2 separate regions of the Homo sapiens genome follow, and region 1 is linked to region 2. Evidence: read pairs that join two places in POLR2A ChIA-PET (ENCODE). Cell type or tissue: GM12878. All regions are shown on one strand. Links, peaks and the distances in the headings refer to the core of each region. The heading gives the core; the rest is flanking DNA. Region 1 overlaps RNF11 (ring finger protein 11). Region 2 holds the start of CDKN2C (cyclin dependent kinase inhibitor 2C).

Region 1 (16,219 bases), core at 6,702-11,701, 270 kb before region 2:
CCAAAGGAGTTGAAAAATACATCCAACCAAAACCCAGAAACAAATGTTTACAGGAGCTTTATTCATGACTATCGAAATGTGGAAGTAACTATGGTGTCCTTCGATAGGTAAATAGATAAACTACAGTATATCAATGCAAATGGAATGTTATTCAGCACTAAAAAATAAATGAGCTATCAAGCCATGAAAAACATGGAGGAACTTTAAATACATATTACTACATGAAAGAAGCCAATCTGAAAAGGCTACATACTGTATGATTCCAAATATGCAACATTCTGCAAATGGCAAAACTATGGAGACAATAGAACCATCAGTGGTTGTCAGGTGTTGGGGGGAGGGATGAACAGATGGAACACGGAAAATTTTTAGAGCAGTAAAACTACACGTATGATACTATAATGGTGGATGCATGTCATTATACATGGCAAATCCATGTACAACACCAAGAATGAACTCTAAGATAAACAGTGGGTTTGGGGTGATAATGTTTTGGCAATCGTTGAATATTTCAATGTGGGTTCATTAAAAAAAATTAAATGTAGCTCTATCAAAATTCTAGCTGGCTCATTTGCAGAAATTGACAGTTGATCCTAAAATTCACATGGAAATACAAGGGACTAAGAATAGCCATAACAATCCTGAAAAGGGAGAACAACAACAACAAAAAAGACTCACACTTTCTGATTTCAAACCTTACTTATAAAGCTACAGTACAGTACTAGCCTAAGGACAGACATATAGACCAATGGAACAGAAGAGTCCAGAGATGTACTCTCATATTTATAGACAACTGATCTTTGGCAAGAATACCAAGATAATTCAATGAGAAAAGAAAACTATTTTCAACAAATGGTGCTGGAACATCAGGCTAGTCACATGCAGAAGAATCAAGTTTGACCCCCTCCTTGAACATACCAAAAGCTCCCCAAAGAAAAAAATAGACAAACTGGTTTTTATCAGGATTAATCACTTTTGTGCTTCCAAAAACACCAGCAAGAAAGTGAAACACAGCTGGGTGCAGTCGCCCACGCCTGTAATCCCAACACTTTGGGAAGCCAAGGTAGAATTGCTTAAGCCCAGGAATTCAAAGCCAGCCTGGGAAAAAGAGTGAGACCTTGTCTCTGCCAAAAAGACAAAAATTAGCCAGGTGTGGTGGCATGCACCTCTAGTCCCAGCTACTCAGGAGGCTGAGGCAGGTGGATCGCTTGAGCCCAGAGTTTGAGGCTGCAATGAGCTATGATTGTGCCACTGCACTCAAGCATGGGCAACAGTGTGAGACCCTGTCACTAAAAAGAAAAATAAAAAATTAAATGTAACAAACTTATCCAGAGTACAAACTGCTGAGTCTCTATGTCAGCTATAATGTACACATTGCATGATATATAAGTAGTAGAAACATATATATACATATTATATAGCATATTAATAGTATTAAAAATAATATAGTTCCTCTTTACAGATACTATGTGATAATTAAATAAAATAATGTATGTTATGCATTAAACAGTATGTTGGGGGCAATGTAAACACTCCCCTCACCAATGTATAAGCTATTGCTTTTCTATGCAAGTATTCTATTCAAGAAAGAGCCTATAATGAAAAGAAAATTGGAGCTATGTTTTTTTCTCCCAGAGTAAAGTTAGTAAGAGCCAGCATATACTTATGTGCTATTCATTTGAAAAAGGAACTAGGCTGGGTGCTCATGCCTGTAATCCCAGCACTTTAAGGGGCCAGGGCAACCTGAAGTCCAGACCAGCCTGGCCAATGTGGCGAAACTCTGCCTTTACAAAAATACAAAAAAATGGCCGGGTGCAGTGGCTTATACCTGTAATCCCAGCATTTTGGGAGGACGAGGTGGGCAGATCACTTGAGTCTGGGAGTTCGAGACCTGCCTGGCCAACATAGTGAAATCCCCTCTCTACTAAAAATACAAAAATTAGCAGGGAGTGGTGGCACACGCCTGTAATCCTAGCTACTTGGGAGGCGGCTGAGACAGGAGAATCGTTTGAACCCAGGGGATGGAGCTTGCAGTGAGCCGAGATCCTGCCACTGCACTCCAACCTGGGTGACAGAGCGAGACTCCATCTCAAAAAAAAATTAAAAATACAAAAAAATTAGCCAAGCATGGTGGCATACACCTGTAGTCCCAGCTACTCGGGAGGCTGAGGCACAACTGCTTGAACCTGGGAGGCAGAGGTTGCAGTAAGTGGAGATCGTGCCAATGTACTACAGGCCTGGGCAACACAGCAAGACTCCATCTCAAAAACAGAAAAAGAAAAAGGAATTCATTCAAGGAAGCAAGGAATATCTAACTCTAATCAAGGAGACCATGTTTTATTCTTTGATTTAAAAAAAAAACTATAACCTAATCAACAGAATTATCTCATGAATGTGCCAACACAAAGGGGGTTAAAGTTTTAGGGGGAACCCCCCAATATTCATCAATGCCACATTTTGGTCACCAAAGAGGTATGCTTTATTGTGGAACATATTTTTCCACTGTTTCGATAAATTATTTAGGATGATCCGATTGATCGTGTAGAGCTTTAAAATCCTCACATCCTTTGATTTAGCAATTCCTTCCCTTTTTTTTTTTTAGAGATGGGACCTCACTATGTTGTCCAGGCTAGTCTCCAATTTCTAGGCTCAAGCAATCCTCCCGCCTCCACATCCCAAAGTGCTAGGATTACAGGCATGAGTCATTGTGCCTGGCAAGATCCAGCAATTCCTAAAAAAATTTATACAAATAAAATATTCTAAAACAAGAAGTGTTTTATCGATTAAACATTCATAGTATTATTTAAAATATCAAGAAAGCAAAAATAATGAAGTGTTGAGCAAATTATAGCACCCTAAACATTCTTCTTCATAAAATTTATGGCAGTGTATTTTATATCCATTTACCTACATCCCTCTCTAGAACGCGGGTACAGAGAACATGGAGATCATTTTACTTATCTTCACATTCTAGGATCTAACACAATCTCTACTTTCCTTCTATTCTTTATTTCGTTTCCCCCACCTCCTTTTTTTTTTTTTTTTTAAGAGACAGGATCTTGAGGTTGCCCAGGCTGGAGTGTAGTGGTGTGATCATATCTCACTGTTACCTCGAGCTCCTGGGCTCAAGTGATCCTCCTGCCTCAATCTTCCAAGTAGCTGGGACTACAGGTGCATGCCACCACACCTAACTTTTTTATATTATTTGTAGAGATGGGGTGTCAGTATTCTGCCCAGGCTGGTCTCAACCTCCTTCCCTTAAGGGATCCTCTCACCTTGGCATCCCAAAGCACTGAAATCACAGGCTTGAACCCCTGTGCCCGGCCTTATTTTCTAAATATTATGCAGAGAACAATTACCATTCTTTTTTATTAGTAAAATATACTTTAAACTCCTACAAATCAAGTTTTTAACAGACAGACAACCCAATTAAAAACTGGACAACGTCGGGCGTGGTGGATCGCATCTGTAAACCCAGCACGTTGGGAGGCAGAGGCGGGCGGATCACGAGGTCAGGAGTTTTGAGACAAGCCTGGCTGACATGGTGAAACCCCATCTCTACTAAAACTACAAAAAAATTAGCCGCGCGTGGTGGGCGCCTATAATCCCAGCTACTTGGGAGGCTGAGGCAGGAGAATCGCTTGAACCTGGGAGGTGGAGGTTGCAGTGAGCCAAGATCGCGCCACTGCACTCCAGCCTGGGCAACAGAGCAAGACTCTCTGTCCCCCCCAAACACACACACACACACACACACACACACACAAACTGGACAAAAGACTTCACAAAAGACAATACCCGAAAGGCCAAAAAGCACTTGAAAAGGTTAACTCTACTACTCACTGGGAAAATGCAAATTAAAACCACAATGAAATACAGTTGACCCTTGAACATGGGGGTTAGGGGTCTCAACCCCCAGTGCAGTCGCAAACCTTCATATAATTTTTCTTTTTTTTGAGACAGGGTTTCACTCCCGTTACCCAGGCTGGAGTGCAATGACGCAATCTTGGCATACTGCAACCTCCGCCTCCCAGGCTCAAGCAATTTTCCTGCTTCAGCCTCTCAGGTAGCTGGGACTATAGGTGCCCGCCACCACATCCAGCTAATTTTTGTATTTTTTATAGAAACAGAGTTTTGCTGTGTTGCCCAGGCTGGTCTCGAATTCCTGAGCTCAAATGATCTGCTGTCTTGGCTTCTGTCTTGGCTTCCCAAGACATATACCTAGGATTACGGGTATATGCCCCATGCATGGCCTAAACTTTGACTTCCCAAAAACTTAACTACTAATAAGCTACTGTTGACCAAAGAAACCTTATGGATAACACAAACTTGATTAACCCATATTTTGTATGTTACATGTATAACATATTGCATTCTTACGAAATAAGCCAGAGAAAAGAATATTAGGAAAATCATAAGGAAGAGAAAATACATTTACAGTGTTATACTGTATTTTCTTTTTCTGTTTCTTTTTTTTTTTTTTTTTTTTTGCTTTGAGATGGAGTCTTGCTCTGTCACCCTGGCTGGAGTGCAGTGGCATGATCTTGGCTCACTGCGACCTGTCTCCCGGATTCAAGCAATTCTCTTGCCTCAGCCTCCTGAGTAGCTGAGATTACAGGCATGCACTACCACACCCAGCTAATTTTTATATTTTTAGTAGAAACAGGGTTTCACCATGTTGGCCAGGCTCGTCGCAAACTCCTGACCTCAAGTGATCCACCCACCTTGGCCTCCCAAAGTGCTGAGATTACAGGCGTGAGCCACCTCGCCCGGCTCCAGCTAATTCTTTTGATTTTTTGTAAAGATGAGGTCTTGCTCTCCTGCCCAGGCTGTCTCAAAATCCTGAGTTCAAGTGATCCTCCTGCCTCGGCCTCCCAAAGGTGTGGGATGACAGGTATTAGCCACCATGCCCAGCCCAAATTTTAATTTTTTATAATAGATGTGAATGCTTTACGGTAGTAAATGATAAAATGGACTAGTATTTACATATTTTATGCATCCATCATGACATACCTTAATTTTTTGATATTTCAAAAAATGAGAATCACCTAAGTTTATTCAAATTGTCACAAATCCTTTCTTCTCCGAGAAAACACCAAATGGTGGATGACACCAGTGCAGCGGGGGGGGGCCCGGAGGCCCTGGGATGGGGAACTGCGGTGGCTTCCGCGGAGGTTTCGGCAGTGGCATCCGGGGCCGGGGTCGCAGCCGTAGACGGGGCCGGGGCCGAGGCCGCGGAGCTCGCGGAGGCAAGGCCGAGGATAAGGAGTGGATGCCCGTCACCAAGCTGGGCTGCTTGGTGAAGGACATGAAGATCAAGTCCCTGGAGGAGATCTATCTCTTCTCCCTGCCCATTAAGGAATCAGAGATCATTGACTTTTTCCTGGGGGCCTCTCTCAAGGATGAGGTTTTGAAGATTATGCCAGTGCAGACGCAGACCCGTGCTGGCCAGCGCACCAGGTTCAAGGCGTTTGTTGCTATCGGGGACTACAATGGCCACGTCGGTCTGGGTGTTAAGTGCTCCAAGGAGGTGGCCACCGCCATCCATGGGGCCATCATCCTGGCCAAGCTCTCCATTGTCCCCGTGCGCAGAGGCTACTGGGGGAACAAGATTGGCAAGCCCCACACCGTCCCTTGCAAGGTGACAGGCCGCTGCGGCTCTGCACTGGTGCACCTCATCCCTGTACCCAGGGGCACTGGCATTGTCTCCGCACCTGTGCCCAAGAAGCTGCTCATGATGGCTGGTATCGATGACTGCTGCACCTCAGCCTGGGGCTGCACTGCCACCCTGGGCAACTTCGCCAAGGCCACCTTTGATGCCATTTCTAAGACCTACAGCTACCTGACCCCCGACCTCTGGAAGGAGACTGTATTTACCAAGTCTCCCGATCAGGAATTCACTGACCACCTCATCAAGGCCCACGCCAGAGTCTCCGTGCAGCGGACCCAGGCTCCAGCTGTGGCTACAACATAGGGTTTTTAGACAAGGAAAATAAAGCGAATTAAGCGTAAAAAAAAAAAATTGTCACAAATCTCAAACAAAAATTCCAACATACTTGTGTAAACAAATTAGCACTGTAAGTGGACCCACGCTATTCAACTCTATGTTGTTCAAAGGTCAACTGCATTTCTATACTTCTACACACCTATTAAAATGTCTAAAATAAAACAGATCTACAATTCCAGAGATCTGTTGTATAACATAGTGACTACAGCTTAGCATAATGTATTGTGTATACTTGAAAACTGCTATGAAAATACATCTTAAATATTCTCACAATAGCAAATCATAACTGTGAGGTGAAGGATCTGTAAATTAGCTTGTCTGTGGTAATCATTTCATGATGTATACATATATTAAAACACCATGGTGTACATCATAAGTATATATAATTATATCAATTATACTTCAAAGCTAAAAAAAGTTTCAAAAATAAAGATTGACAATACCAGATACTGGTGAAGACGTGGCACAAATGAAACTCTCATATTGTCAGTACAAGCAGAAAATTAGTGCAACCACTTGGAAAACTATTTGGCAACTTATTTTTGAAACACATCAACAGGATAGATTGACAGAAGAACGACGAATAGGTATGTGTGAAAGCAAATACAGCAAAACGTTTACTGCAGAATCTAGGTGGTAGGAATGAATATGGGTATTCAAACAATTCTGTCAACTCTTGTTTATTTTTGAAAATTTCTGTAGTAAAATGCTGCAGGAAAAACTAAATATACATGTGGCTCCATTATCCAGTAACTCTATCCCTGGATATATACTCAAAATAGGTGCTCAGGTATAATGTTCACAGCATCTTTATTTATACAGCCAAAAATTGATACTACCCAAATACACATAATGGAATGAATAAGTAAAATGTGGTATATTTACACAATTTTGAATACTGCATAGCAATGAAAAAGAATGTGAACTACTGCCATTACGTAAGAACACAAATTTCACAAAGAATGCTAGAATGTTATTCAGTTTGAAATTCATGACCACACAAAACAAATATGGGTGATAGGAGGTCATAAGGACCAACAGTTACCTTTGGAAAAAAGGTACTAACTGTTGGAGGGGGCAGGAGGGAGCCTTTTGGGGGCTTGGAAACAGACTATATTATAGTTGTGGCTATATTTTGCAAGTGCACTAGCCTACGTAATTAAGAAACCTGCTGGGTGCAGTGGCTCACACCTGTAATCCCAGAGCTTTGGGAGGCTGAGGCAGGAAGATCACTTGAGCCCAATGCTATCCTGGGTAACACAGCGAGAGCCCTATCTCAATCAATCGACCAATCAATCAGTCAATCAAAAGAAACTCAAGATATTCTGTTAAAGATACACTAGTTTCTGTATAATACATTTTAATTAAAATTTACACACACATACTTTTACTGTACAAAATTACACAACTCAATGACCTCTAAATTCATGTCCACCATCTAACAATTAGTCCGACCCGACTGACTCCAAAATCCTTGAACACCAAAATCCTCAGATGCCCAAGTCCCTTATATAAAATGGCATATTTGCACATAACCTGTACACCCTCCCATATACTTTAAATCATCGCTAGATTACTTATAATACCTAATACAATGTTATGTAATAGTTACACTATATATTTTTTTAATTTGTATTAGCTCTTGTATTATTTTTTATTGTTTTCTTTCCCAAATATTTTCTGTGATTGGATGGATCAGAGGATGTGGAACCTGTGAATACAGAAGGCTATCTTTTTGACTCCAAGCTCCACCACTCAATTTAATCAGGGCAGCTCTGTTGTTTTTATTCATTTTTTATACTCAAGTTCCAAGTAAGATTATCCAAAGGATACAGAAGCTAAAAAGTACATTTGTGATTCACTGCCCTATCACAAACTGATCACACAACTTCAAAACTATATACAAAACCATTTAATAATTGATTATGTACTATTTCATGCTGACCTCATAATTGCTTCATGTCTTATCCCTTAACTGTAGGCTCCTAGGGGTAAGAGACTCATCATTTCTCCTTTCCCCGTTGAGCTTAAAACATACTTGCTAACTGATAGAAGAAACTAGAGGCCGGGCGCCGTGGCTGACGCCAGTAATCCCAGCACTTTGTGAGGCCGAGGCGAGCGGATCACCTGAGGTCGGGAGTTCGACACCAGCCTGACATGGAGAAACCCTGCCTCTACTAAAAATACAAAATTAGCCAGGCATGGTGGCGCCGCCTATAATCCCAGCTACCCGGGAGGCTGAGGCAGGAGAATCGCTTCAACCCAGGAGGCAGAGGTTGCAATGAGCCAAGATCGTGCCACTGCACTCCAGCCAGGGTGACAGAGCAAGACTCCATCTCAAAGCCAAAAAAAAAAAAAAGAAAAAGAAAATACAGTATAGCACTGTAAATGTATTTTCTCGTGACACTGCACTCCAACCTGAGCAACAAGAGCGAAGCTCCATCTCAAAAAAAAAAAAAAAAAAAAAAGAAGAAACTAGGTATCAAGCATGGTATTTCTTACCCTTAAGGCCTCGCTACTCAATTATGGTAAACTGCTTCTTTTTCTTCCACAAAAATAAGGTTTAAACTGTTATACAAAATTACATGTAACTTTAACTAACTGGGTCAATTATAAAGTCTCACTCTTCTTAAAGCCATTCAACTTTATGAGTGTTCAGAAAATTTTAAGAGTTTTAGAAGCAAATATATTTGGAGGGTTGCTTTCTTCATTCCCACACTTTCAGATCCTTTAGTTACCTTACAGTATGCTTTCTAGATTAAGTAACAAGATAATTACTCATTTGGCCCCTGGGAGTACACTCTAGGCTGGCAATTTAATTAAAAGATAGGGACACACGCATTCATTGTCAAAATAAGGAACTCATCTAAGAGTTCAAAAGGCCAATTTGAATATAAAAATCAATAGGTCAAGCAAATTCTCCAAGAGGATAAAATACATTTACTTCTCCCTTATCACTTTACTTTTCAACTTTGGCCAGGCCTAGCAGCTCATGCCTGTTATTCCAGCACTTCACTTTAGGAGGGTGAGGCAGGAGGATGGCTTGGGGCCAGGAGTTCAAGACCAGCCTGGCCAACATAATGAGACACTGTCTTTACAAAAAAAAAAAACAAAAAAACAAAAAACCACATACTTCCATTTAACCTGAGGAACCTAATTGAAAACCAAAAAACCCAGACACTTTGACTGGATGTGGTGGCATGAGCCTGTGGTCCCAGCTACTTGGGAGGCTGAACCAGGAGGTTGGCTTGAGCTCAAGAGTTTGCGGCTGTAGTGTGCTATGATCATACCTGTGAATAGCCACTGCACTCCAGCCTAGGCAACAAGGTGAAACCCCGTCTCTAAAAAAAAAAATAACTACACACTGTGGCTATCTAAGCCAGCTCTTCCTCAATCTTTCACTCACATTTCCACTGACTTCTCTCACCACCTCACTCTCACTTTCATTTAGATCACAGCTGAAAAAAGCCTGAACTCTGAGCATGTTAAAAATACCATAAATATTTGTTAATTCAATATTAAAAGTTACTGGTAAGGAATCAACTGTTTACAGCCTATTATTTTTTCCTTTTTTTTTTTTTTTTTAAGAGATAAGGTCTCACTCTGCTGCCTAGGCTGGAATGCAGTGGCTCAATTATAACTCACTGCAGCCTCGAACTCCTGGGCTCAGGTAACCCTCCTGCCTCAGCTTCCTGATTAACTGGGACCACAGGCACAAGCCCAGCTCCAATTTTTCAGTGTATAGTTCAGTGGTATTACATAAAGTTATGTAGCCATTAAACTATCCATCTCCATAACTTTTCATCTTATAAAACAGAAAACTCTACCCACTAAACAATAACTCTCCACTTACAGCCTAAATATTTTCTTGTAGAAATGGGAGTCTCACTGTGTTGCCTAGACTGGTCTCAAACTCCTGGATGCAAGCAATCCTCCCGCCTCAGCCTACCAAAGCGCTGAGATTACAGGTGTGAGCCACCACACCTGGCCTTCCCCATGCCCCCATTCACTCTGTTGCCCAGGCTGGAGTGCAATGGTGCCATCACAGCTCATTATACCTTCCAACTCCTGAGCTCAAGCATTCCTTCTGCCTCAGCCTATAGCTGGGACTACAGGCATGTGCCAACACACCTGACTAATTTTTTATTTTTTTGTAGAGACGAGATCTCGCTATTTTGCCCAGGCTGGTTTCGAACTCCTGGGCTCAAGCAATCCTTCCCACTTGGCCTTCCAAAGTGCTGGTGTACAGGTATGAGCCACTGCACACAGCCTGTCGTCTTCTTTTTTGTTGTTGTTGTTGAGATGGAGTTTCACTCTTGTTGCCCAGGCTAGAGTGCAACAGCGCAACCTAGCCTCAACACAACCTCCACCTCCTGGGTTCAAGAGATTCTCCTGCCTCAGCCTCCCAAGTAGCTGGGATTACAGGCATGTGCCACCACACCCGGCTATTTTTGCATTTTTAGTAGAGACGGGGTTTCTCTATGTTGGTCAGGCTGGTCTCAAACTCCTAACCTCAGGTGACCCGCCCACCTCAGCCTCCCAAAGTACTGAGATTACAGGTGTGAGCCACTGTGCCTGGCCACCTGTCTTCTTTCTTGACTGTGTCTCAGCCAAGGTAAATTCTGCACATGAAGAGGGAAGTGATAAGAGGTTGATTGCAGATACAATCAGAATTAGAGATGTGTTGTATTTCTTTTCTTGCCTCAAGTCGTTTGCAAATATGTCTTTTATGTATTACCTTCCTTACTTCAGGTACAGAGTTAGGGATGTATTTCTGTCCTGTACTCATATGGGTTATTAAAAATAGGCTGTTGGTGTCCAGCCCAGTAGCTCACGCCTGTAATCTCAGCACTTTGGTAGGCCTAGGTGGGTGGATCACGAGGTCAGGAGTTAAGACCAGTCTGGCCAACATGGTGAAACCCCATCTCTACTAAAAATACAAAAAATTAGCCAGGTGTGGTGGTGCTTGCCTCTAATCCCAGCTACTCAGGAGGCTGAGGCATGAGAATCGCTTGAACCCAGGTGGCAGAAGTTGCAGTGGGCTGAGACTGCACCACTGCACTCCAGCCTGGGCGATGGAGTAAGACTCCATCTCCAAAAAAAAAGGCTGTTGGGTGGGCATGGTGGCTCACACTTGTAATCTCAGCACTTTGGGAGGCCGAGGTGGGTGGACTGCTTGAGTTCAGGAGTTTGAGACCAGCCTGGGCAATATAGTGAGACCCCGTCTCTACTAAAAATACAAAAAATAGCTGGGTGTGGTGGTATGCACCTGTGGTCCCAGCTATTCAGGAGACTGAGATGGGAGGACTGCTTGACCCGTCTCTACAAAAAATAAAAATTAGCCAGGCAAAGTGGTGCACGCCTATAGTCCCAGCTACTCAGGAGGCTGAGGTGGGAGGATGGCTTGGGCCCGTGAGGTTGAGGCTTCAGTGAGCCGTGACCATGCCACTACATTCAGCCTAGGCAACAGAGTAAGATTATGTCTCAAAGAAAGAAAAAGAATCCCAATCTACATAAGTATTTCTATTAAAACTTTTAAAGATCAAAATTCTGCAACAAAGGTTTCTACTATTACCTAAAAAATATTTTAAGAAAATCAAGTGCTCAGATCTTATGTACCAAGTAACTCACCATCCCATCTCCATCTTCTCAAGTTACCCTATAATTAGCTCTAGAATTAAACTCTGAACAGACTATCTTACTCTTAGTGATGCATACAATCTTAATGCCAAAAAATCAGCCTTTATTAAAGCACATTCAGAATGAGAGGTCAGGCAGAAACAAAGAAAAATCCTGCAACAATGGGGTCACACAAATAACAAATAACTGGTTACTTATTTATAAAAGTCACCTAGGCAAGCTGAACTTCATGGAACACAAAACCAAATTCAGGCTGGGCGCGGTGGCTCACGCTTGTAATCCCAGCACTTTGGGAGGCCGAGGCAGGAGGATCACAAGGTCAGGAGATCAAGACCACGGTGAAACCCCGTCCCTACTAAAAATACAAAAAATTAGCCAGGTGTGGTGGCGGGCACCTGTAGTCCCAGCTACTCGGGACAGGCTGAGGCAGGAGAATGGCGTGAACCCGGGAGGCGGAGCTTGCAGTGAGCTGAGATCGCGCCACTGCACTCCAGCCTGGGTGACACAGCGAGACTTCGTCTCAAACAAACAAACAAAAAAAAAAACAAATTCAAAAAATATATAATGAAATTAACTTTCCCAAAGCTCAACGTACTTTATAAATTAGAAGTGATAGGCCAAACACTAAAGCACAGGATTCTGGGAATGCTTAATAGACACTAACAACCATACAATTGCACACTCTTACAGCAAAATGCTGATCATTACATTCACTAAAGTATAAGTGCGTGCTTTGTGAAAATTGTAGTTCTAGCAATGTGAAAATGAACCAGACTTGAATTCTAAAAGAGCAGATGTGACACTGTCACAAATAATTAAAATTAAAAGGGTAAAGTGTCTTAAGAATGGTGCATGAATAAAGGAGTTCAGATTAAGAAAAGTGTATGTAGGAGAAATCAGAATTCGTGGATTCTTGGCATTTGAACTGGGCCCTGGATATTAGAAATGAGACTGGGAAGGATTAAGGAAGAACATTCTGGGCAATGGATACAGAATGGGCAAAGACAGGAAAGCAGAAGACATACATGGAATACAGCAAACTGCTCAGTATGACTGGAGTATACAGGTTGTATAAAAGAAAGCACAAGGCTATGAAGAGCTGAAAAAGTATATGTAGAGCCAAATCATGACTTTGAATGCTAAGTCAGATATCTTCAGTGGTTAGTCCTAATAAAGAATCATTAAGGGCCGGGCGTGGTGGCTCACGCCTGTAATCCCAGCTCTTACGGAGGCCAAGGTGAGTGGATTACCTGAGGTTAGGAGTTGCACACCAGCCTGAGCAATATGGTGAAACCCCATTTCTATTAAAAATACAAAAATTAGCTGGGTGTGGTGGCGCATGCCTGTAATCCCAGCTACTCGGGAGGCTGAGGCAGGAGAATTGCTCGGACCCGGGAGGCGGAGGCTGCAGTGAGCTGAGGTGGCACCACTGCACTCCAGCCTGGGCAACAGAGTGAAGACTCTGTTTCAAAAAATAATAATAATAATAATAACAATCATTAAGGATTATGAGGCAAGTGATCTGATCCGGGATGAAATTTATCTGGCAACATGGTATAAAATGAATGAGGAGGAGACATCAATTATGTTGCTGTAAGAACTGATGAGGACAATTATGATGGTGACCTTACAAGGTAAGAAGTCACAGTTCTAATTTAGTCTATCATCAAATATTCACTGGGTGTCTACAATATGGAAGGTAACATTCTACTCCACTAAGATATCTTACAAGTTTAATGTATCATTCTCATTCTTGAGGAAACTGATGTGGAGAAACAACTGTTAAAGCAACAAAAGCTAATAAGGCAATATATGATTTCCAGATAAATGTTACAAACACAAAAAAACTGTACATGACAAATCAGCAGAGACAGGAAAAAAATGGTCAGTGAAGGCTTTATTAACAAAGGTGGAGTTAGTTGATCTGCCCCTCAATAAGAAGGCTGAACTTCTTGAGCATAAAGAAGGGGAGGGATAAAACTTCAAAAAGGTAAATTGTTAAAAGCTGAATAATTGTATAATAAGGCCTAGATACGTGAAATAAATTTGGAGATATTTTCCACCCAAATGTTAAACAAAATGCTAATAAAAAAACACAACCCTTTAATTATCTAAATTTAACTTCGTAAGTTATCAGGAAAATGAGGCATTAATATACCATTACAGGCAGGGCACAGTGACTCACATCCGTAATCCCAACACTGGGAGACATGGTGGGAGGATCACTTGAGCCCAGGAGTTCGAAACTAGCCTGGGCAAAGTGAGACTCCATCTCTAAAAAAAACAAGCCCATCCCCCACAAAACATTATAGCATTGCATGCTTAAAAATAAGCAGTACATTCTAGATTTTTTATAAGGAAGGGGGTTATTTTTAGTGCATTCTACAGGATAAACCAATCCTTTTAACAACAAAAGAGGGTTTTTGGTTTTGTTTGTTTTTTGTTTTTGTTTGGTATTTTAATAGAGATGGGGGTCTCACTTTGTTGCCCAGGCTGGTCTCGAATTCCTGGGGTCAAGTGATCCTCCTGCCTCTGCCACCTAAGTGCTGGGATGACAGGTGTGAGCCACTGTGCCCAGCCAAAAAAAAAAAAAAAAAAAGGTATCTTGAAGAAAGCTTTATGCAGACACAATTTGAAATATCCAAAATGTTACATTTTCTTATTTGTCAAAAAAGCTCCCCAAAACAATCTGATAAATTCTTTCCTTTTTCATATTTTACATGTAAGCGGCAGAGCCAGAATTTGAACACAGGACAATCTGACTCTAAAAGCAGAGCTATACTTGCATTCAATGCTATACAAACTTATTTTCTCAGGATTTTAAAATTTCAAATGTATCAATCAAAAAGTATAGGTCGGGGAAGAAGACTGGCGAATCTCAAACTATATAACTACTGCAAAATTGAGAGACACCTATCCTTATTTTTATATATTCAGATTAGAAAATGTAACATGGTTTGTTGTTCAATGAATATTACACTCTTTTAACAAAGTGCCTCCCTCAATTTAGCACATAACAAAGCTCTTGACAGTGACACAGGGGTACCTCAAGCTGTTTTACATATGCCTTTCAGGGCTGGGCTGCCTACCTGGCCTCCCCCTCTCATGGACCTCCCTTCTTCAGCCTTTCCTGGCTTATCCTCCCACTCACTGTCCTTCCAAGATTGCCTTCGCTGGGCAGATTTCCTCTGTATTATTTTTAAACATTTAGGAATAAGGGAGTTGGGTAGAGGGTGCGACAAATTTGTTTCTACTTTCTAATTTGACAAACACCCTAAATCTCTTTGCATCCAATACTTCAAGAATAGGGATTCAAGTACTTTCTTTTTCTCCCCCAAGTACTTTCCCATTACATAAATATCTTGCGGTGATATATATACACGGTAAAAACCCCTAAATCACTTAACACTTAGTGTAAACCAATTGCTGTATTTAATATTACTGGAATTTGACTTTTTAGGATTCCTTAAAACTGATCTACAACAGCTAGACACGGTGGTGTAACCCTGTAGTCCCAGCTACTCAGGAGGCTGAAGCCACAAGATCCTTTGAGACCAGGAAGTGGAGGCTGCAATGCACTATAATTGCACCTGTGAATAGCTACTGCCCTCCAGCCTGGGCAACACAGCAAGACCTCATCTCTAAAGGAAATAAATTTTTTTTAAAACCTGAGCCAGGCAGAGTAGAAGTGCACCTGTAACCCTAGCTACTCAAGAGGCTGAGGCAGGAGTATCCCTTGAGCCCAGGAGTTTGAGACTAGCAACATAATGAGACCCTGTCTCTATTTTTTAAATTTAAAAAATATAAAGGGCAGGCTCAGGGGCTTACGCCTGTAATCCCAGCACTCTGGAAGGCCAAGGTGGGCAGATCACCTGAAGTCAGGAGTTTGAGACCAGCCTGGTCAACATGGCAAAACTCCATCTCTACCAAAAGTACAAAAATCAGTTGGCCTTGGTGGCGCATGCCTGTAGTACCAACTACTCCAGAGGCTGAGGCAGGAGAATCGCTTGAACCCAAGAGGCAGAGCCAAGATGACACCACTGCACTCTAGCTGGGCAACAAGGTGAGACTTGGTCTCAAAAAAGAGAAAACAAAAAAACCCAAACATATATATACAGAGAGAGACCAGCCTGGGTAACACAGGGAGGCCCAGTCACAAAACAAAAAAACAAACAAAAAAAAACCTGATCTACAATATAGAAGCAAAAATGGCACTAGGAATATGCAGAGTTCTTGTAAGCAGTGCAACTATACCTGCCTCAAATACATTAGTTCATTTAAAAGAAATCTATTCATTCGTTCAACCAAATTACTGAATGCCTAACATGTGCCAGGCACTGTTATAAGTACTTAGGAAACACCAATTAAAAAAAAAAATCCCCTTTCCTCCTTTCTACCTAGTGGGAGAAGACAGGTAATAGACAACGCAACTTTCTAACACATGTTGGAATGTAATAAATGGTATTGGGGGGGAAAACAACAGGGTGAGAGGGACTTCCAGGTTATTAGGGCAGGTTGCACTTTCAAACAGGGTGGTCAGAGAAGGTTTAAGGGGGCAGTGAGAAAAGACTTGAA
Region 2 (16,219 bases), core at 5,459-10,458:
TTCAAAAATTTATTTGTTGTGTGCTGGCAAGATTTTTTAGGATATTTAATTTTCATTTTGTTGGAAATGGAAGTCTACTTGATTCTTCAATAATAACTTTCTGAAAATGGGGTTTGGTTTCTCTCAGGTACTTATTATTACTTTCCAAGTGAAATTTGTTATTTATTTTACATCTCAATTATGCCTAATATTCTATTGTATTCTGTACATGGCATTTTGTTTCTCACAAAATTGCTAGTTTCTTGAGAGTTGAGATGGTGTCTTACTTACCATTGAATACAAGCATATAGAACAATACCTCACATATAATAGGTATTTGTAAATTACCTATTGGTTATTAAACTGAATGTACTTGTATATTGAGCAGATGCATAGGTATGTAAAGTTGCTTGGAGTGATAATTTTAAGTCTTAATTTGAAGTTTTTATTAATTCACAAATGTCTGTGTTACTCAGGGTCATGGTCACCTAGGATGGGTTTTCTTTTCTTTCTGATTAATATAATTAAATCTAGGTCTCAGGAAACCTATAGGTTTACGGCCTTTCAAGTTTCCTGTATTAGAGTTTGAAGTGACTTTATTAATAAATAATATTTGTAAATATTACAACTCTGTAAATATTGTTATACCCATTTTTCAAATACAGAAAGTAAAGGTCAGAAAGATTAAATGCCTGTTCCAAGGTGTGATACATAATAAGTACCAGAGTTAGAAACAAGTTTATTTTGCCCTAAAGCCATTCACTATTCTATACTACTTATTATGGATCCCATTTTGTAATGATTATGAAACTCCTTGCTGTTTTTCTATTCCTATTTGTATCAGAGTATCATAATATTTACTTATTCCAAAATAATGAAAGGTATCTTTCAAAAGACCTGCTTATGTATGATTTTTATATTTTCTGTCCATGCAGTCACTTTCCATTGTTCACCTGATATATTTGTTAGACATAAACACCCTCAGAGGTTACATGCTAGAAAAACAAACATTTTTCTTCTCAGTAAGGAAAGGTTCCCACTGTAGGACATTCAAATCCATATCATTAGCCTTCTATAAGATTTTCCATGATAAGGGTGCTTTTGGGTGCAATGTGCACCACACACTACTATGCACTTGCTTATACCCTGCTTACTTTCCAGTTGCTTTAGTATGCCATATGTAAACTTCATTTACCCAAATCGTTTTTAAGTTCCTTGAGGTCAAGCATGGATTTTCTATTACTGTGTATTCCTGTAATAGCTGTCATTTATTAAAGGCTTACTGAGTACCAGGAACTTTGCACACATTTCATTTATTATTTACAATAACATGGCAAATTAGGTATTATTACCCCCATTTCACAGATGTGGAAAGCCTCAGATATAATTAGTCCCAAGACTGTAAACCTATTAAGTGACCATAATGATGGGTCCTTAATATGTGATTGTTGAGTTGATGGATTTGTGGTAATTTTCCTGAAAGATCTTTCCATCTGGCCATAGTGCAGTAGAAAAAGACACCAGTTTGTATCCTTATGCTATAAATTACTAGCTTGTGACTGTGGACAAGTTACTTAGCGTCATCAAATCTGAGTTCCTGATTTGTAAAATGGGATAATAAAGCCCAATCCATGAAGGAGTCTTAAATATTAAACTAGGTCATACAGATGCAAAATAAATATTGATTTATTAACTTGCTTATGTGTTTCTTTTCTCTCACTGAAATATACACTGAATGAATAAGTGAATAAATTAAGAAGTACCAAGAAAAGACATTTATCAAAGTATCTTTTTTGTATAAATATGATTTAATAGCCTATAAATTATGACAAAATTCAATATAATTCAATAGTTTTTAGCATTCTTCTATGCGAACATATTCACAACTACATTAAAACATCTTCAGATCATCCTCTCAGATCAATCACCATCACACTTGTAAATGCAGACCACTTGTTTTTAGCATGTTCAGATCCTTTTCCTAAATATCTAGGATTTTATTTCCTCCTACAATATTGGATAGGAGACAGTAATCTTTTAATCTAATGGAAAGATATTTAAATGCTTTTTTCACCACTCCTTTTCCCCAAATTAGTAGATGATTTTTGTGTGAGGTGATTTTTCTATCAGGTAATTTAGTATCGTTGTTCCATAGCTTGAATTTTATGTCGGATATTTCAATCCGCTTTCTCTTCAGCATGTTCTGTTGCTGAGTAGAGAAACCTCACAATGGCCATAGACTGTTCTATTGTTTAAATTCTATGTATTTAAACTCAAAACAATGATATAAAACATGACTTTACTGTAGAAATGATAAATTAATTGTACATTGATTTTAAAGATAATATCTTTGTTTGTGGAAAACAAAAAAGTGCTACTAAAAATTCCCAGATCTCCATCCTGGTAATTCAAAACAGAATATTTTCCTTAGAAGGCACTAATCTTTAAAATTCTTTTATGTTGGTAAGCCAAAACCTCTACTTGCTGATCTTAGGGCATGGTGCAAGATCTTTCAATAAGGTTTGATGAACCAACAAGTGTTCTGGAATATTTCTTGAGGAAATTTTAAAAATTAGAATATTAATAAGTTAATATGCATTGTTTATAGATAGTAGTCATATAGTTGAAGAACTGTGCATTTTGAACCTTTAAAATATGATAAATAAGCCTTTTTAAAAGAAAATGAAAGCAATCACTGATCTTCAGCTGATGTTGTTATGTACAATTCTCTATTATATTGCCAAATTAATATTTTCTCTATGACATCTGTGATGTCCCTCTGGACTAAAAAGACATATATATATTCTTTCTGTTAACTGTCTTTATACAGTTATTTGCTTTTCCATTAGGGGCATGGTATATTTAAACAACTGCAGGCAATTTATACTAGCTCAGAGTCATTTTGATCAGTCTTGGGCAAATTAACCAGCCTTCAGTCAGTTCAGTGCTCTCTCCTATGTGGCCCTACTCCGGCTTCACATTGAATAGTCCCTCAGTCTAGTCCAGATGTCCAACTGTATCCACTCACCCTTTCAGAATGATGTTGTGCTTGCTATTTTTAGATGGAATATGTGTCTGCTGTATGTTAGTAAAACATGTAAATTATGTATGTAATTTATACATGATATATATCAAGTAGTGTGTTTTTCTACTATGTGTTTCAAAAGCATTATCCAAATGAAAATGATAAAAAAACTTCCCACAAAACTGGAAAATGTTTCATACCAAGAAAGTTAATTTGTTTATATTTACCATTGTGATATAATGAAGGAAATTTTTTTGGTCTTGTTTGCCCTGCTTTTGGATTCTTGGGCAAATGTCTTTTACTGGTCTTTTTTTGTCCTTGCTTTTGGATTCTTTAGCAAGTTGTCCACCATGTAATTAATATTAAATTAACCTATAGGCATTGCTATCTAAAACTTTAAAATATTCATTGTTCCTCTTGTCACTGTCATACTTTCTTTTCTAATGTTTGAAATTTCTAAATTGCGGATAAGTGACTTTTTAATATATTTGCCTCATGACAAGCTTTTGAAACATTAACTTAGGTAGAATGAGGAGCTGCATTGGTGTTTTCAGTTCTAAGATTTTAATTTCTATCTTTCCCAGGATCATTAATTAAAATGATTTAACCTATATCTAAAAAAAATCAGTTTATATTTCTTTAGTAGATCATAATTTGTCATCTTAAAATAGTAATGTGAAGTGAATTGATAGTATTTGTTCCACATCCATTTGCTCAGTACTGAACTTTAGTAAGAAATATCTCAGCATATCCACATATACATAAGGATACTCATATAGGACAGGACCAACAACATTATTTTGATTAACTGGTTAGTACCAACTATATACTTATGGATAAACATAGCAAGCTTTGGTCCACATACAAAGTGCAAAATGTAACTATAAAATAACAACAATACAATTAAAATATGTAATTTACCAGTAGGAGTAATTTATTTTTAAAAAATTGCTTTGGATTTCATACCACAGTCTTTTCCTCATATTTTTCTGTAAAGTATTAACAAATTAACATTTTCTTAAAATGATTAGTCTTATCAATATGACAAATTAAAATGTTATTTTCTGAAGATCACAAATTAAGATTTTCTAGATCTTAATTCTATGCTGAAAATGTTAGCATGTATTGAAATGTTAAATATTATAAAACATTTCAACTAATTTATATGCCAAACATAAATACACAATTGATGTAATCTAATGTACACTTTTTTTCACTTAACTTTATTTTAAATACAATATAGGCTGAATGCTTTTTCACTCATAGGCCTATGATAAATTTGAATTAATGGGGATAATAACTACTTTTAGCATCATTAAACATGACTTTAAAAGTTGAAGTAATGTTTGTGAACAGGCAAATAGGTGGCTGAAGAATCAGGAGTAAAGAAGTATTGAAAACCTCTATCTACATGCTACTTTTGTTCATCACCTAAAATGTGGAGACAAAAAAATATACAGAGAAATTTTTTTAAAAAGTGGGGTGGACAGCCAAAACTATAGGTGATAATATAGTGAAATATTTTGTAAACCATTGTTTTTAATTATGTTTTGAAAAAGATACTCTGGAGTGATCAATTACTTTTATATCTCACGATTATTAAATGTTATCTTTCATAGTTAAAAAGCACACCACAGTATACAGTATTGTCTATGTGAATACTGAAACAAGGAATATTATCCTGTTAATCATCAAGTGCTGATTAATTTAACAATTTCATCCTATTTATTCTTCTAATATATGAGTTTTTATTTCATCTTGAATCATCACCACACTATAACATTATTGCTGATTTGCAAATTAATTATTCTAGGCCTTTCAATTGTTAGTATTTATTCACAGCTGTTCCAAAGTTTGACAAAAATAAGAATACATGTTCATTTTTAAATGGCCTGTATAGGTTTGGTGTGAAGTGCCTGAATTAGCAGAATCGGTATCAGAATGCTGATATATCACTGAGGACAGTTACTTTTTAATAAAATTATCAGAAGGAGAAAACTATGGAACAAGAATTGCCAAAAAAGTTCCAAAATGTAAGACAGGATATACTGTTACATTAGTTGTGTACGGAGTAGCCAAATTATAGAATAATTATTCCTAAAAATCAGTAAGTTTTTTTTTTATTTTAGAAAATAATGTTTCCAAAGCATAAATTTTAAGCTCAGGACAAACTTCTTTACCAGCCAGTTGTGCAGACTGTCCACTGAGAAGGAACAGGGAGTGGACTGTATTTTAATAGAGTTGTGATAAATAATTTAGTTGCATTTCTAAATTAAAAATTCAACATTAAAAGATGTTGGCAGTTTCCTTTTTATGTGATCTTTCACTATTCATACAACTAATCTGAAAATCTAAGACACATAATGAAAATAAAATTCGCATGATACTGCTTTATATGGTCAAGATAAAGTATCAGCTTTTTCTAAGTAACTACTCTTAGTTACTTAGAAAATTAAAAGAGCAGAAGCTTCTGTCTCCAAAAATGTCCAGGAAGATTTTTGAGTTTTTCATGCATCAGTTTCAGAAACTGTCCCATTATTTTCATGTTAAAAGACAATATCACTTTAATTATACCAAATTAAATGCGTATGAAGTCCTGATAAATTATTTCTTTCATAGCATTGGTTGTATGTAGCATTTCTTCTTAGTGCTCAAAAGAAATGACGTGTAGTTGGATAAGGATTGGTGGTTTTTTACTTCCTCCCCCAAAGAGCTGATGTTTTTGGCTGGTTGTTTTTTGTTTTTGTTTTTATTTGGTGGTGGGGGGAGACATGAGAGAAAAGAAAAAGGCTGTATTTAGAATTATTGAACAGGCCTACACTAAAATTCTTCCTTGTCCGATGAGGATGAGGGCTGGGGGAGAAAGGTGAGGTGGAACAATTGAAGTGTAATAGTATCTGCGTAGTTTTTTTAAATGTACAATCTCTCTCCCGGTCTCCGGTCCCCCTGCTCCTATGTGCTGGTACCTCTGGACTGTTCAGAAGCCATTTTAGAACTCAGGAAGCAAAATATGTGAGTTCCACTGTGCTTCTGCAGGTGCTGTGGTGGCAAGGATAACCTTTGCTCGCTTGCCGGGGGGTGTAACCACGCTGTTATTTAATGTCTTTGAGGATTAAAGACACCACAGAAAATTCCAAACCCACATCCTAACACCTGAAGCTCGCACAATGTTTCTAGAGCAAATGACAAAACATTTCACTGGAACCTTAATTTAGCAAGTCTGTGTCCAGATCTGGGGATTTTTTTTTAATTGTTTTGAGGCGTCGCTGATGATCCCTACAGTACTCGATTTTCAAAACTATTTCGGGTTGAAAAAAGACCCCTTTCTAGGTGTTTTGCGCACCCGAGCCCTGCAGTTCACGGTGTTTCGGGAGGAGGGTCTTTCGGAATTGAACGTGCATTGTCAGTCCTGGGCGTCTAGTAATTTGTGGGGTTGGGGGGGGGACCGACAAAACCATAGGTCAACTTCCCGAATAGTCTGAGGGGCTAAGAAGCCAGAGAGGCATTTGCCTCCTCGCAACTGGACGCGAGGCTCAGAGCCCGGCTGTCCTCAGCTGTCATGGGGGGAGGGGAAGGGAGTGCTGGCATCGAGGTCGGGCGCCGTTTGCTCAGCCTCCCCGCTGCGTCCCGCCGCCAGCTCACCTCCGCGAAGAGCTAGGCACTCACCGGCCCGCTGGCCCTTGCTCCCTGGCCGCCCTCCGGCCCCGGTCCTCAGGCACAGGTCGCCAGAACCGTCCAGTGGGATGGCTGCCGCCTCCTCGGGGACCGCTGCCTGAGGGCCAGGACCGGGGTCGCCTGGCCGCCCGGGGAACCCGCAGCTCCCGGGGCGCTGCGCCGGCGGCCGGGAGGCGCCGGCGCCCGCTCCCCCTCCCCGCCCCCCCGCTCCCGCCTCCTGCCCGCGGCGCGGTGCTCCTGCTCGCCCCGGCCGGCCGCGCGGCCGCGCACACACTCACTCCGAGGGCGCCTCCAAGGTTACCCGCGGGTGGGGGCTGGGGCAGACTCCGGCCACTGGCCTCCTTCGCTGCTTTCCTATCGCCGCGGCCCTTCTGCCGCTCCAGGGCCACTGGGATCCAAATCCTAACGCAGAAGACACTCCAAAGTCCGGGGAGGGAAGTCAAGCTGAGAGGCAGGCCGGCATCTGGGCAGGGGGCGGCCTTAGTTGCCTCCGGGTGCCCGGACAGCCGGGTCAGGCGAGGTCGCGGCAGGAGGGGGCTGTGACTCCGGCGGGCGCGCTCCGTACAGCGCAAGCTGGGCTGGGGGCAGCGCGCGGGGGCTGCAGGCAGCACCGAGGCGCCCGAGGCGCCCCGGGCCCGTAGGGGGGCAGAGACAAGCGGGCTGCCAAACCTGCCGAGGAAACTAACTAAATAAAAGGAGACTGTTATTTAAGGCGCGGAAATTTGAAATATTTGGACAGGAAGAGAAAAGAAAAGAAACCTTAGCGAGGGAGGGGGAAAAAACGCGAGCTAACGGTTTTGAAGCTCCCCCACCCCCACCCCTGGCTTTTCTGCGCGCCCTGAGGGAGCTCTGGGCTCCAGCTTCCTATCACTAGGGCCCCGGGAGTTGGAGCTGGAGTCTGGAGAAGGAGTTTCAGAGGGACAGAAAAGATGTCTTCGCAGCCCCTCCGTGGAAGGCTTGGGTTGGCTATGGGCAGAGCTTTACCCGGGGTCTCAGGTGGGAAATTTGTTTCCTGCCTCTCACTAGGTTCCTGCGTGGAGCTGTTTTCATGGGACTGCCATATAAAAGCAGAACAGTCTCCAGAGACCGAGACAGGGACTTTCCCCCGTAGCCTTTTGATGAAGGTTGCTTAGGGCAGCCAGGAAGGCTGTGAGCACGACCTTTTCTTGCTCCAGCACTGTGACTGCCCGGCGCCTATGGACTATTTACTTCTACCCCCGGCAAAAGCCGAAAGCACCTTTTTGGGAACTGAGATTTCGAAACCAGTCCTGGGCCACGGACTCCATCCACAACGTTCTTTTGATCAATACGATAAGGGAAATACATCATATTGCTTTCTCGGGACAGAATACTTAACCTACTTATTGATCAGTCGCCCATTGTGGTGTGTGTGTACATGAACTCATCACACCGTTGCAAGATGCATAATGTTTATCAGAAAACTTAATTCACTACCAAAATGTGATAAAAGACACTTTGTTTAGCAGTTCGGGGACCAGAACTTGAACCGAGGTCATGTTAGTGCCCTCCACCCCCAGGTGTAAGCCTGGCTTCAGCTTCCTGGGCAAAGGCTGAGACCAAGTTTCCCGACGTGAATGTGGACGCAGCGGTGAAGAACTGAATTTGAGAGCGCATCCTCTGCTTTGTATCCTCCATCCTTACAACAGCGTCGTCTCCTGGAGCTCTGGACACTCCATTAATTAGCACTTGCATCCCCACTCTCTGCATCTGAATAAGTTCAGACCCCTCCCTCCCCACCTCAGGTCGCTGAAAAATAGGTCCCCAGCAGCACCGTTTCATCCATCCTATACATTTCGGCATGTTCAAGAGGCTTACAGAATATTGTTGAGGTTTTTGAGATTGAATAATGGCTTTTCATATTTCCTAGAGGGGACCACATAACTCATTTCTAAAATACTTAGATTAGCAAAGCTACTTCCCGCACAGAGCTAGAGTAATATGGCGATGTTTTAATGCCTAACAACTTTTAGACTGATGAAAAGATAGAGCGTCCTCTCCCTCTATTGTGCTCCGACCACCCGAGAACAAAGCAACTGCAGAAGTAACTCCTCTTTTGCTTTATGAATGTCCTATGCTTTTATATTTGAAATCTCTAAAGGGAAATTTTATTCTATTAAATAAAGTAAATGCCGAGACATGTTGGATGCTGTGAAGTCCATTAAACTGGATTTTAAAATCATGACCGTCCATCTTTACAGTTGTAACTTGTAAGAGGGTTTTTTAAAAAAATTACTTTCAGTTAGTGTTCTGTTAAAAAATATTCGGCTTATCAAAGTAGTATATTTTGTATATTGACTCCATTTTAGAATCCAAAATATGACACTTTTACTTCAAAACCACCTCAATCTCTGTTTTTCTTAAATAAGTGTTTCAATTTTGTTGCCATCAAAAATAAATTTATTTAGTAATTTGTGGTTAAAGGTGTCAGAGGATGAGGTCTTTTTGCACTTAGGGAATGTAAATTTTACTGCAAAATTAAAAGGATTAATCTTTTCTTTCTATATTCTTTTATACTATCATGGAAAATAAATTATTGAAAACCACTTGCCTGCCACCCAGCCATTCCAATCCTTGTTAGGTCAGGCATCAGAACCATGTCCTTCAATAAACCTTGAGGCATTTTATTCTTTTTGGAGTGAGGGCAGAGAGCTTATGAAGTAGGAGGGAACGTTCACATAAAACATCTTTGATCATGTGGTAGATGATGAATAAAGTATGTATGAATTTGCAAATGATAACTGTATTGAAATCTGTTGTTGAAAAGTGTAAATTAAAATGACCAAGTAGTAGATGCTAGAAAATTGTCTTGGAAATTTAATATTTCTACTTCCTTAAAAAAAATTTAAAAATTAAAAAATTTTTTTTAGGTAAATGTGCTCCTAAAAAGATTGTATACTCTTTTACTAAAAAGTTTTGTGGAAATTAAGTACCATTTGTGGGAGTTGCTCATTTATTATTTTAAAACTTTCTACATTTATTATTCTGCAAATTCTGAAATAGTTATGACCTTTATATGTAATTTATACATTTGTCTCGCTGTTTTTCATTGCCTAAAGATTGATATTTGCACTTTAATGCTTAAACATTTTGTAATTTTACATTTCTTACACTCAGGGAGAAAAAGTCCACATTACACTTAGTGTATTTATGATATAATTTTGGGAAGTGTATTATTTAACCATTTGCTTCATTTTGTGATTAAAAATCCATTAGTGGTAAGCATTTTTAAGGTGGCATTTTCTTTTAAAACTTTAGAGCTAAAATATGTTTTCAGATTGCTACTTCTGAACTCTGTCCTTCAACTATTTGACTTAATGTCGAGAAAAAGGGAAGATTGGACATTAAGGGAAATTCACACTGAAATTTCAGGCTTAATCTTCAAAAAAAAAAAAAGTTGTCCTTATTTTGTTTTAAAGCAGAAATACTAGGCACCAAGGTGGACGGGACATGGGTAAAGGATGAAAACAACTGAATCATCAAGAGAGTATGTCTAGTTTTCCAGTTGGTCTACCTTTTCTAGTGTAAAGACTTAAGACATTCAATAACTTTTAGTACAGTTCTCCTTAGCAAGTGATAAGTTGTGTATGGGTTCTAAAGGAGGGAAAATCACAGAAAAATGTTGTCCTGTTTTGAAAGTGTTTTAATTAGACAAAAGCATCAGGACAAACCATTTTAAAAACAAAGTCTTCAACTTGGGTGTTGAGATTGGCAAAAGGGGAAGCAAGGGAAAAGCCAAGGAAAGATAAAATATTCAGAAGAAAGTCAAAGTTATCTGCAATTACATGTTAGAACAGATTTTGCAGGTTAAAAAGATGTTGCTTAAATATATTCATAAGCCTGTTGTAAGATTTTCACTTATGCAGTTTCAGAAAATTTAGCTGCTTAACATATGACAGAACTGTATTTTAACAAATGACATTAAAAGTCAGGAGAGCTACTCAGTTAATTGATAAAGTAGAGGCAACGTGGGGGAGCCCTCCCCACGTTTATTGAAGATTTGTGGCTCCCCCAGCCCCGTTTGCCTGCATCAGGCTAACAACCTCATTCCTCCCATAGAGCCTGGCCAAATCACAGGCGGTGTCCCCCTTATGGTTCCGATGCCCCACATTGCTGGCCGTGTGCTTCACCAGGAACTCCACCACCCGGAGGTGGCCTTCTTTGGCAGCCAAGTGCAAGGGCAGGTTCCCTTCATTATCCTCGATGTTAACATCAGCTTGAAACTCCAGCAAAGTCTGTAAAGTGTCCAGGAAACCTGCTCTGGCCGCATCATGAATGACAGCGAAACCAGTTCGGTCTTTCAAATCGGGATTAGCACCTCTAAGTAGCAGTCTCCTGGCAATCTCGGGATTTCCAAGTTTCATAACCTGGAAAAGAAGTAGAAATGGTAGAATCCTTCAAGTGCATATGCTACAGAGATATTTTAAAATATCTGCCTGTCCTTCCATTTATGTAACTATTTATTTTTGATGGAGTTCTTGCGGAAGACCCATAGGATGGGGCTTGAAGGGGTCAAATGCAGAAAAGTGCTAGTAGGTGAAAGTAGAAGACAACTTCTAAAAATTGAGCTTCTATGATGGAACGTCTTAAATGGGCCCAAAAGTAGGATAAATTGATCAATAAGATAGAATTTGTGCAACATGTATAGCATTTGCTAACAATTCTGTTCTCTATGTTCCATGAAGAGTTGTGTAATTTCACGAATTTATTAAAATAACAGAAATGGAATTTGGGATTTAAATAAGAGTCTCCTTCTGTTTGATTGTTCATGCTCATAAAATGTGCCTGTGGTATTAATTCTAGAAAATCATATGTGGTTAAACTTTATTTTCTAAATAGCTACTGCAAACAAATAAGGATGTTGAGTTTCTCTAAACCAACTCCATGAGTGAGTGTAAAAATGATGTTTTAAAAATCCAGGCCTGATATTTTCTTAAATGATCAATTTTTACAAGTTCCCTCCAAATAGATATAGCTCCAAATTTCCAAGCATTTCTTAAAAATATTTTTTATTTGCAAGTTATTTAATATTGGCTACTAGGTGTATTCAATGTTTAGAATCCTTCATTTTAAGTTACAAAACAGTACTGATTATTAAGGTGTTAAATAAGCCACAGTGTTCTAAATTGCTTATGATATCAATTTATATAAAACTAAGTTCCTGATATGCCTTGTATCACAGTAGGAAATTATTGTAGGACAACTGTTCTTGAAAATAATGAAATAGTCACCCTATTACATTATATACTGTTTCTCAAAGTTCTGACAAGCCTCCTGATTTTCAAATGAGCAAAAGAAGAAAAAATAAGATATTTAATGGGTGTTTTGGGACACGGACAGCCTTGTCTTGTGGTTTGAGCTCATTTAATAATCAACTGGTGATCCTGTGTTAGTTCCTTTTTCAGTTATTATCAAGCATTTAAGGAACAGCTATTTGTAAACTGCCAACATTTTAAAAGTCAGAATGTGGTATTAACACTTGCTATCAACATACAAATAATTCACATAACAAAGATTATCTACTATTGTTTGAATATATTTCACTCTAACAGTGGTCTCTTATAAAGTATCTTGTAGAACAGCATGCAAATATAAAATACATATAATTTAGTTGTGAAAAAATATTACTTTCATTAACATGCCACACATTTTCAGAATTTACACTGGTTTATTTATATCTAGGTATATCCATAATAATCTAAATTTATAATAAATATCTTGTATAATAGACACTCAATGTTTATGAAATTAAATGCTAATGGAAAATACAAAGTCGTTCTATCTTTTTTAAATGTTTGTTTAAAAAAATCTAATCACACATTAAATAACAAAATATATTTAAAATGAGTAATATTTTGTAAATGCAAACTACATAGATGGACAAGATATTAAGCTCCCCTGTTGATAAAACTGTTGATTTTTAGCTCTTCCTTTGGAGCAGTGGTAAACAGTGATACATAATTTATATTTCAAGAACTTCAATGAAACATACTTTTTGGTTATTAAAAATTGATACGACCACAACTGTCCCTAAAGATTTAGTCATATTTAAGGACCTGGAATGAGAAAAATAAGAGACAGATACCTTGGATCTTCGTAAAGCAAACATACGATTAAGGCCTTTGATATTAACCTGATAGAAAAATGTACACTAGGAAGGTGGAAAAGGCTTTTGAAATTGAGTTAAATAAACATAATTGTAGAAGAAAATTCACCTTTTTTCACAGAAAATAATAGCAATATTGGAAACGGTTTTGAAGAAAGTTATTTCTTGACTTATGACACAACTTCAGAGTCAGGATTATACATATTGAAAATAAGCCTTGAAACTCCAGTTTCTGTGTGTGTGTTTCGTTATATGTACAAGGACTAAGCCACAATAAGTGGGTGTTAGTATCTTGATAAGTATGTTTAATATAAACAAGATTGCAAAGTTGTATTAAAAATGTTTGTCAAAACTTTTTAAAAGAATATTATTAATTTCCCAGTCTTCCTGTTCGTCAAAAATCCTGTAAAATCTTATCATGAACATGGGTTAAGTAGTTCATTCTTTGTGAAGTTTATATAATCTTTTGAGTTTTCAAAAGGAAACTTTTCAATATATTAAATTTGTTACTTTGCTATCATCACTAAACCTGTTCAAAACTACTAGGTAGAAAAAGGAAAAAAAATCATTACTTAATGTAGCAGCAATAACAAGATAAATAATTTAGTATCTGTGCATAAACTTCCTTAATACTGAAATTTTTGCAAGGCCAGTGTATTCTGACTGAAAATGTACAGACTGTATGGACTTTGTTTGTTAATAGTATATCTCTTGGCACTTAAATTTTTAATTCTTGTAACCGAAACAAAGCCCTCTAAAAACCCTCTCCCCACTGGGTTTTCAAAAACAGCTTCAAGTGTTGCATTTCCAAATAAGAATAGCTCATAAGAATATCATCAGAACTCTGATAAAGCAACTATTTTAAACTATTTTGTCATTTTTCTGTTTCTAAGCCTTTCACCTAAGTTACATGATAACATTCAGAAGAGGAAAAAAATTATCAGGTACAATACTTGGCAGCTGGACATGTGTCAATTGTTGCCTGTAAATCTAATTACTGAAAATTAGAGCACACCACGGCATGACCGTAGAGACAAAGACACTGCAGCTGAGCTCTGATTAGAAAATTCAACTTTTTATTCCTCCCGACTCCTGAATGAGTGGATGGTATTACATTAACTGTAAAATGTACATCCTGTCCCGGTGCCCAGGCCACCCATTCCAAACGAGGAAAGGTCGTTTGTCAAAACTTGAAGCATTTGAAGGAAAAACACCCTCATCAGTAGTCAAGAAAATTAACGTTAAAGTCTATTATTGGGGGCAAAGTACGTAAAACCACTAATAGCAGTGTATTTACTTCAAATAATAATCATAATAATGTGTTTACAGAGCTGTCTTTAAAAACAAAACAAAACAAACAAACCTCGGCCCTACACTGACTACTTTAAAATCCCCACCGTCACAAAAACATTCCAAAAACTAAGACCAAATCTGGACCCCACTTGATATCAAGGATGTTATTGGATTTGAGGAGTTTGTTCAAAGTACGTCATTTTGAGAAGTTGCATCCACTTAAAGATATAAAATATGGCAACCAACTAGGTTTAAAAACAGTGAAATTTTATGTCCCTGAAAGCTTAAAAGCTGTAAATCTAGAAACCCGGGTCACGTAGGCAACATTATTGACTTGTTTTCCCCACCTCTCTTAATACCAACCTGCAGCGCAGTCCTTCCAAATCCATTTTGTGCATTGACGTTTACATTATTTTGCAACAAACTAGTAAGTTGCTCTAGGTCCCCCCTGGCAGCTGCGGACGCCAACTCGTTCCCCCAAGGCTCGGCCATTCTTTAGGGTCCTGACGATCAGGAAAAGATGAATTAGTCGTTTTTCTTTTTCCCCTTTCCTTTGCTCCTAACCAGGCTGCATGATGGCATCGGAGACTGACAGAAGGACTGGGATGGTTAATCTGGAGTAGAGCTTGGTAGTAAATACTAGTAAGATCTGCCTGCCAAAAGCCCGCCCCTCGATTCACACGTGATTATTCAGCAAAACTGAGCCATTGGAGAGGGGCTCCTCGCCTCGCTTTTTTAGCTTAACCCCTATGAAGAATTCTGACGACTCCACAGAGAGACACACAGACACACATACATTCCTGGTTAATGACTCCGGACGTCAGATGTAGGCAGAGCTGTCACGTACCTACGCTACAGATCTCTGTGAGGAGTGTGTGTGGAGACTCAAGGGACTATAGATCGGGGCAGAAAATACCGCGGAAGGAAAGACATTCAGGGGGAAGAAAAGGCATTCACCCACCCTTGTTCACGGTGGTGACTTGAGCCGTGTGAGGCAGAACTGCAGGGGCAGGTCCTCCAGGGGGCTCGGTTTCCATCCGTCTCGCCGAAGGGATAGTCCTGGGTCCTCCGCTGCTGGGAGAGCGCCGCGGTGGCTGGATGCTGACGTGCTCCGGAGGGTTAAAAGATGATCGCCAAAGGCGAACGGGAGTAGCAGTTCGGTGGCCCTCAAGTTACAGGTCGTAACGATTGCCCAGTGCTCTGGGCTTCTCCAGAAGAGCCTTTGGTCGCGTCCGGGCCAAGCCGTGGGCTAATGCCGCTCAGGAAAGCTCCGGAGCCCGCCCGCCAGGCAGCCGCAGCCCCGCCGAGCCTCAGAGGCCGTGGGAGCCGGGCTCGGCGCGCGTCTCCGGAGGCTGCCGGGCGTGCGGCGGGCCCCCGAGAAGCCCGTCATGCCGGCCCCGCCAGGTCCCGGGACTCCCGGCAGCCCGAGGAAGGAGAGTGATGCGGAAAGCGTCTACGGAGCCCGGACTGCTGGGGCAGCTCGCGGCAGCATTGCGGCTGCACTGGGCAGCCCCCCCGGGAACTTCCCGCCTACGACCGAGCTCGTTCAGGCTTTCTGCTGTAGGCACTCATTGAGCTGCTGCCGCCGCTGTCCTTTCCTTCCTTTCCCGGTTTTGTGGGGGCCTCTGGAGATGGGGAGAGTCCTGGGAAACGTAGGCCAAGTTCTGAGTAGGGAGAGTCGCCGCAGTTCCGGGGCAGCCAGTCCGGTCGCCGTCTCGGCGAGCGCTCAGCAGCCTCGGCGCCCGGTGCCACTTTGCCACCTCTCGCGGTCCCCGGCCTGTGCCCCTTTGCTGCGGACAGGGCAGCCGCCAGCCAGCTGTGCCCTGGAGCAGAGCCTGGCAGCACTGCTTCCTCCTTGGCCGCACCGCTCCCAGTGACAGTTTCTTTTGTAGCTGATCCCCCCCTAGATCGCCGGTCCCTGCTCCTTTCACCCCTACAGGCACTTGCGTGTCGCCCCCTTTTTTGCTTTTTTCCTTCACTCCCTCCCTTGCTGCTTTTTTCGCTGAAACAATTGCTGCTTCTGTTGCCTCTCAGAGAGGGTGCCGGTTTCTTCTCCCTTTTTTCCGACCTCATCAGCTTTTTTTGAAAAGAAAAAAATTGAGCGCTTTTTGAGTTGAAAAACC

Evidence for each region. Peaks named below come from ENCODE experiments on the same cell type or tissue, not always from the same donor. Only the 100,000 strongest peaks of a DNase experiment are listed, where the experiment ranks them.
Region 1: POLR2A ChIA-PET joins it to region 2 with 5 read pairs; 12 of 35 experiments call an interaction of 5 or more read pairs at or near these places.

Annotation. Positions count from the first base shown.
Region 1 is chr1:51,240,350-51,256,568 of GRCh38, reverse strand. The region is part of intron 1 of RNF11 (ring finger protein 11); the gene reads right to left. It also overlaps the pseudogene RPS2P8. Among named protein-coding and RNA genes, the nearest start is that of RNF11, 12 kb to the right of the region's middle. In GM12878, for the core only: no CTCF peak of the experiment used is centred there; no DNase peak of the experiment used is centred there; H3K27ac peaks cover 662 bases.
Region 2 is chr1:50,968,738-50,984,956 of GRCh38, reverse strand. It overlaps CDKN2C (cyclin dependent kinase inhibitor 2C), which reads right to left and starts at 14,712. Exons shown (of 2, transcript NM_078626.3): 1 at 14,460-14,712; 2 at 10,323-11,064. The coding sequence starts at 14,588. The coding sequence ends at 10,687. RefSeq lists a cis regulatory region at 5,685-6,194, silencers at 6,626-6,845, 6,866-6,925, 7,156-7,325, 15,374-15,643, 16,194-16,219 and enhancers at 7,476-7,555, 7,646-7,755, 7,826-8,115, 8,456-8,505, 15,874-15,943. In GM12878, for the core only: no CTCF peak of the experiment used is centred there; no DNase peak of the experiment used is centred there; H3K4me3 peaks cover 3,414 bases; H3K27ac peaks cover 3,371 bases; H3K27me3 peaks cover 311 bases.